Regions from separate parts of the Homo sapiens genome. Here region 2 is linked to region 1. A link is an interaction called in ENCODE POLR2A ChIA-PET data of the cell type or tissue named here. Cell type or tissue: A673. All regions are shown on one strand. Links, peaks and the distances in the headings refer to the core of each region. The heading gives the core; the rest is flanking DNA. Region 1 overlaps DLG2 (discs large MAGUK scaffold protein 2). Region 2 overlaps DLG2 (discs large MAGUK scaffold protein 2).

Evidence for each region. Peaks named below come from ENCODE experiments on the same cell type or tissue, not always from the same donor. Only the 100,000 strongest peaks of a DNase experiment are listed, where the experiment ranks them.
Region 2: POLR2A ChIA-PET joins it to region 1 with 10 read pairs; 1 of 35 experiments calls an interaction of 5 or more read pairs at or near these places.

The regions. Positions count from the first base shown.
Region 1 is chr11:83,750,191-83,753,111 of GRCh38, reverse strand. The region is part of intron 18 of DLG2 (discs large MAGUK scaffold protein 2); the gene reads left to right. Among named protein-coding and RNA genes, the nearest start is that of DLG2-AS2, 110 kb to the right of the region's middle. In A673, for the core only: no CTCF peak of the experiment used is centred there; DNase peaks (open chromatin) are centred at 896, 1,211 and 1,861; H3K4me3 peaks cover 2,500 bases; H3K27ac peaks cover 2,500 bases.
Region 2 is chr11:83,509,233-83,512,153 of GRCh38, reverse strand. The region is part of intron 21 of DLG2 (discs large MAGUK scaffold protein 2); the gene reads left to right. Among named protein-coding and RNA genes, the nearest start is that of DLG2-AS2, 130 kb to the left of the region's middle. In A673, for the core only: no CTCF peak of the experiment used is centred there; no DNase peak of the experiment used is centred there; H3K27ac peaks cover 1,742 bases.

The DNA.
Region 1 (2,921 bases), core at 303-2,802:
TTGCTAGATAAATAACCTTGGTCAAAATATTTACCCTTTCTGAGTCTCAGTTAATACTACCTAAAAATCATACTACATTTCCTTTGTAAATTCACTGTCCCCTCAAGGACTACTTTTTATTTCTCCTCTTACCTTAAACTTTCAGCAACACTCTCCTCATTCTCATTGTCAGCTGCTGAGCTTCCTTTCTACTTTTCTGAAACAACTTTATTTAATCAAGAGAGAATCATCTGCCCATCTATCTGCATCTGTAATTTCTTTCCTGGAACTGTGGATGAATTTCCCATATTTCTGGCCAATGCCTTCTTCGTTCTCATATTCCAGGTGACATTAATTCAGCAATTCCTCTTTGTATTTGGCATTATCAACATTTTCTCTCTATTGAATCAATCCCTTAGGAGAAAACTCACACTGCTATTTCTCCCATCTTAAAACAATTAAACAATCTTGCTTTATAACAAAGCTCATTGGAAAAGTGTGCTTTATATCTCCAATTGCTCTTCTTCCATTCTCCTTTGAACCCACTCTATCTGGCGTTCATCCCCACCACTCACCAAAATTTTTATTCTCAGTGTTGCAAATGATCTCCATTGTCACTTCTCAATTTTCAATTTTCACCATATTTCTCCATCAGCAGCATTTGTCATAGTTGAACACTCCTTTCTCCTAGAAGTACTTGATTCGCTTGGCTTATATGATTCATACTTGGATGATTTTCCTCCTGGTTTCTCCTGGTCAATTCTGTGTGTTTTGGAATGGGGAGGGAAGGAAGTTCACCTTCATTGTTAAAACCTGTAATTTGGAGTGTCCCTTGGCTTATTCCTCTTTTTTTTTTTTTTCTTTTGAGACAGAGTCTCGCTCTGTCAACCAGGCTGGAGTGCAGTGGCACCATCTCAGCTCACTGCAAGCTCCGCCTCCTGGGTTCATGCCATTCTCCTACCTCAGCCTCATGAGTAGCTGGGACTACAGGAGCCCACCACCATGCCCAGCTGATTTTTTCTATTTTTAGTAGAGACGGGGTTTCACCGTGTTAGCCAGGATGGTCTCGATCTCCTGACCTCGTGATCCACCTGCCTCGGCCTCCCGAAGTGCTGGGATTACAGGCGTGAGCCACCGCAGCCAGGCAAGTCCTCTCTTTTTTATCTCTACCTACTCCCTTGCTGATCTCATGCAGTGTCATAATTTTAAATCCCAGCTCAATGCTAATAATTCCCATTGCTATCTGAAATCTGGACACTGGAACAACTCTCCAAAGAACTCCATATTGGTGTTCTAGTTCCCATTTGACTTCTCTACTTAAATGTCTAGTAAGTATCTTAAACATAGCATGTCCAAAATTGACCTTTTGATCTTCTACTTTCTACAACCAGAAACTTCTACAATCTTTCCTACCTCAGTGGCAATTCCATTTTTCCAGTTGCTGAGGCCAAAAAACTTGATGTCATCCTTAACTTCTCCCTTTCTCTCATCTTCACATTTGATCCATAAGCAAATTTGATCAGCTACACCTTAGATTTATATCCAGGGCTTGACTATTTCTTAGCATCCTCATTTTTCTATCCTAGTCCATATAACTATCATTCATTACCTGGGTTAATGCAACTGACTCCTAATGGTCACCTTGGTTATGTTCTTTCTCCCTTCAATCTGTTGTCAACACAAATGTAAGTTAGATTATCTTATTCTTCTACTCTAAACTTCTCCTATCCCACCCAGAGCAAAAGCCAAAGTCCTTAATATTGACCTCTAAGCTCCTATATATTTCTCTCCCATTTCCCATTTACTCTCTGACTTCGTTTCTAGCTACTCTTCCTCTACTGTTTCTGCTGTATTCCTACTGGCTTCCTAGTGTTCCTCTAACACACTGGGCACACTTCCAGCTCAGGTCCTTGCTGTTCTCTAGCCAAGAATGTTATTTCTGAAAGTATCTGCATAACCACCTTTCTTCAAACTTTATTAAAAAGTTAGCTTCCACATGAGAACTTTTCTGCCTCCACAGTATACATATACTTTATATCCCACTTCTCTGCTTTGTATTCTGACTTTTTACATTGAACACTATCAATATATATTTTACTTATCTAACATATTTTTCTGTCTCTCTCATTAGAAGAGAAGTTCAGTGAGGACAGAGAGTTTATCTTGTTTTGCTCACTGTTGAACCTCTAGTGCCTAGTAAAATATCTGATACACGGGGAGTGGTCAATAAATGTTTGTTAAATGCATAAAGAAATAAACTAACTCTGTCTACTCCATATCTGGACTGTAAGTTAGGAGGTCTATAACTCTGGGACAATAAGTCCTAAAGGTACCTTTTAAATTATTATTGAAAAAATAATCATATTTAGTGTGTTCTTTATTTTTTATTCTATATGTTTTGATCAGTGTTGGAAATTTAACTTTTTTGGGGCTCTCAGTTTTCTCTTGAGAAGACTGAAGTACATCAGCAGTTTTCATAGGCAAGCATATTTATTTCATATATCTATAATGTCATGGAACCATTTGTTCAAATGGCACATTATTTGAAATGTCTATATGTAGAACAGATGAAAGTAGAGATGAATGTAGGGTACAGCAAGGAGTAGAGCCTCTCTCTATTGCTTCTATGGCACCTCAGAGTAGAGTCTAAAGGTAACTGAACTGCATAATTATCTAATCGAAAAGTCCTATTATTCTACATTTGGTAATTCTTATCTCAATATTTGATTAACCAGAAGACTCTGCTCTTTAACTATATTGGATTTCAGTGCAATTCAGGTATTCAGAATGTTAAGAAAACATTCCTCATACTTGTCGATAGTATTATACGTGGTCATTAGCCTCAGTCACAGAATAACAACTAAACTGCCAGAGGGACTTCCCATGAACACCACTAGAAAAACCCATATTCTTTATCCTACACGACTTTTAGCCTTAAATCC
Region 2 (2,921 bases), core at 196-2,695, 240 kb after region 1:
TTGCTAGTTCTCTACCTAACAATTTCCTACTCATTCTTTAATTCGCTAAAATGGTGCCTTTGAGCTGTCTCCAGCTGCCCCACCCAGCTTCCCCTGGCTCCCTCCGTGGTGCCCTCACAAACTGTTTACAAATTTCCAACATAGCAATTATTGCACACTGTGAGCTCTTCCCTTTGTGTTCCCTATGCTTACTATAGCCATGTTGCTGCCTAAGGGACACACGTAGGGAAATAAGACTCAGCAACACATCCCATTCAACAACAGCCAGCATAAGAAATGGTAAGCTTTTAAGCCAGGTGCAGTGGCTCCTGCCTGTAGTCGCAGCTACTTGGGAGGCTGAGGTGAGAGAATTGCTTGAGCCCAGGGGTTTGAGCCTAGCCTGGGCAACATAATGAGACCCTGGCTCTTTAAAAAAAAAAAAAAAAAAGTTTGCTTCTTTTACATTCCCTCTTCCCAGAGAGGGAAGCTTTTTCTAATTTACACAGGCACTTTTTGCTATTGGAGGGCTGAGTGTAATATTTGACAAAAACAATCAATGCTTATCTAATAATAATAAAAATACTTATCATTTATTAACCATTTACCATGCTAACCCCTTTCATGCGTGGTTCCATTTAGCACTATAATAGCCTATGATGGAGGTAACAGCACCCCATTTCTCTGAAATCTTCACATAGTGGATATTGCTGTCAAATAAATTATCTTCTACTAGGGTGAGCTCCACTGACATGAGACTTGAGAATGAGTAGACCGTAAAAATGTCATTTATTAGACACAATTTTCCAGGCACCGTACTAAGCACTGCAAGTGCATTTACTCATAAGTGGAATGCAATTGTTATGTGAATGGCATGTCCAATCAAGGTGCAAAAATTCCTCCCCAGGCAGAAGAAGCATTGAAGGAAAACAATAGCATGTTCTCTCTGGCTTTAAAGTGACAATTGGTTTACAGTAACAGACTCACCCGGTGATCACTAGTGTCTAGTACAGAAATAAGAATGAACCTGCTGGGCTATGAATTCAGCATAGATAGAAAAGAATGTGTGTGTGTGTGTGTGTGTGTGTGTCTGTGTGTGTGTGTTTGAGCAAGTGAGAGGAAGACAGAGAGGGTTTTTTTTTTTTTCTCAAAACGTAGTATTGGAGGGCAGTTTGCGGTGTTTTATTTCCTTGAAGTGTGTTTATGTATCTTCATGGCTTTTATCTCTAAAATCTTGGAGGAATTTAAATCCTAGCCAAGTGAGGATATATACTTTTATCAGCTAGTATTCCAAGTTTAGCAAGCAATGTTTGCTTTTTCCCTTCCAAAAAAAAAAAAAAAAAAAAACGGATGGTTCAGAAACTTTTGAGCCACTCACATGCTCTCACATTGTAAATGTGATTCACTCCTCTGACTGGCCCTGCTTGTCATAGAAAACACAGTCTACTTGCATTTAGCATCTGAAAGATACCTCAAGGAAATATTTAGATGGGAGACACCGTGAGAGCTATACCGAAGAGCCTGAGACAGAAAACAAGGGGCCTGTGTTCTCATCCCACCCTTCCACTCTCCTACTGCATGACCAAACTCCCTAGCGAGAGTCCTAATCCCCGTGATGCATCCTGCTAAAACGGGACTACAGGCTAGGAGTCTCAGCTGTAATGGATTTGCCTCTATTTGCAAGTTCCCCCTCTTTTCATTGAAGTAGGAAGAAGTGAGAATTATTCAATCAGTCACAACATTATAATGAATGCTGTTTATTATTGCACTTGATTTGTTGGTTTGCCCTCAATCACTCCTAGGACATGAATGCTGCAAGTGACCTCTTACTCTCTGAGTCTGGAGTGACATCAGATGGTGGGGGGTAAAGAGCGCACTGTCAGCTCCTGAAACTGAGTCAACATCCAAGGGGGTAAAGCTGAATACCCTCTCCTATCTGAAGGAGGGAGGGAGGGAGGGAGGGAATGAGGGGAGGTAGAAAGAAAGAACATCTTCCTAGTATAGAGTCTGAATGCTGTAAAGAACCATCAGGGTCATCTCACTTAACTCCCTGATGGTCAGAAAAGGAAGCTGATGTTCAGGGAGCAAAAGTGACTTTCCTAAGCTCACATAGATAAGGAGGACCCAGGCCAGGGCCAGGAATCTTGCCTCTGATTTGCACCACATTTATAGCTTAAATATTTGCCTATTGGCCTTCACTAGACATTAAGCCCCACAAGCAAAGTATCTTGTGTGTGTTAGTTCACAGCTATATTCCGTCCCCTAGTGTGAGCCTCCATACTACGCGCTCAAGAAATAACTGATGAATGAAGAGATGAACCAAAACTTACGCCCAGGTCTCACATCTCTCAGCCCTTTCAGCTTGCACTTTCTCCCAAGACATCTCTGATATGCCTTGTGAGTTTTTAACAGTATATTAAGGGGGAGTTGTATCAAAAGTAGAAACTGTTCCAAATAAATCTATTCAACCTGGATGTTCTTTGTCTATAACCCATTACTTACAACATACACTAACTCACAAGGTATATTTCTTGATTCAGTCTTGAAATGCGAGCAAGGTTAATTTGACTTAGACAAAAGAAATGGCTTGAGAGATGGAGTACCATAAGAGATGGGGTACCATAAGTCTGAGAGATGGAGTACCATGAGTAGTCAAAAAGGAAAAAAGCACTGTGAATTTTGTCTTCTGAAGTAGGCACGTAGCTACTGCATTTCTGAAAGTAACTTGTGATAGAGGAAGGAAAATATGCTCTGTAGGTGGAGAGATTTGGGTTCCAGTTAGGACTTTCCTGTTTTCTAGATTTGTGACCTTGAACAAGTTACCACTGAGCCTCATTACAAGTGGTGATGATAATGTGAAGTAGGCATTATTATTAAATTCATGATGCAGATGAAGAAAATGAATCCTAAAAAAGTTAAATAACTAGTCCAAGGTCAGATGGCCA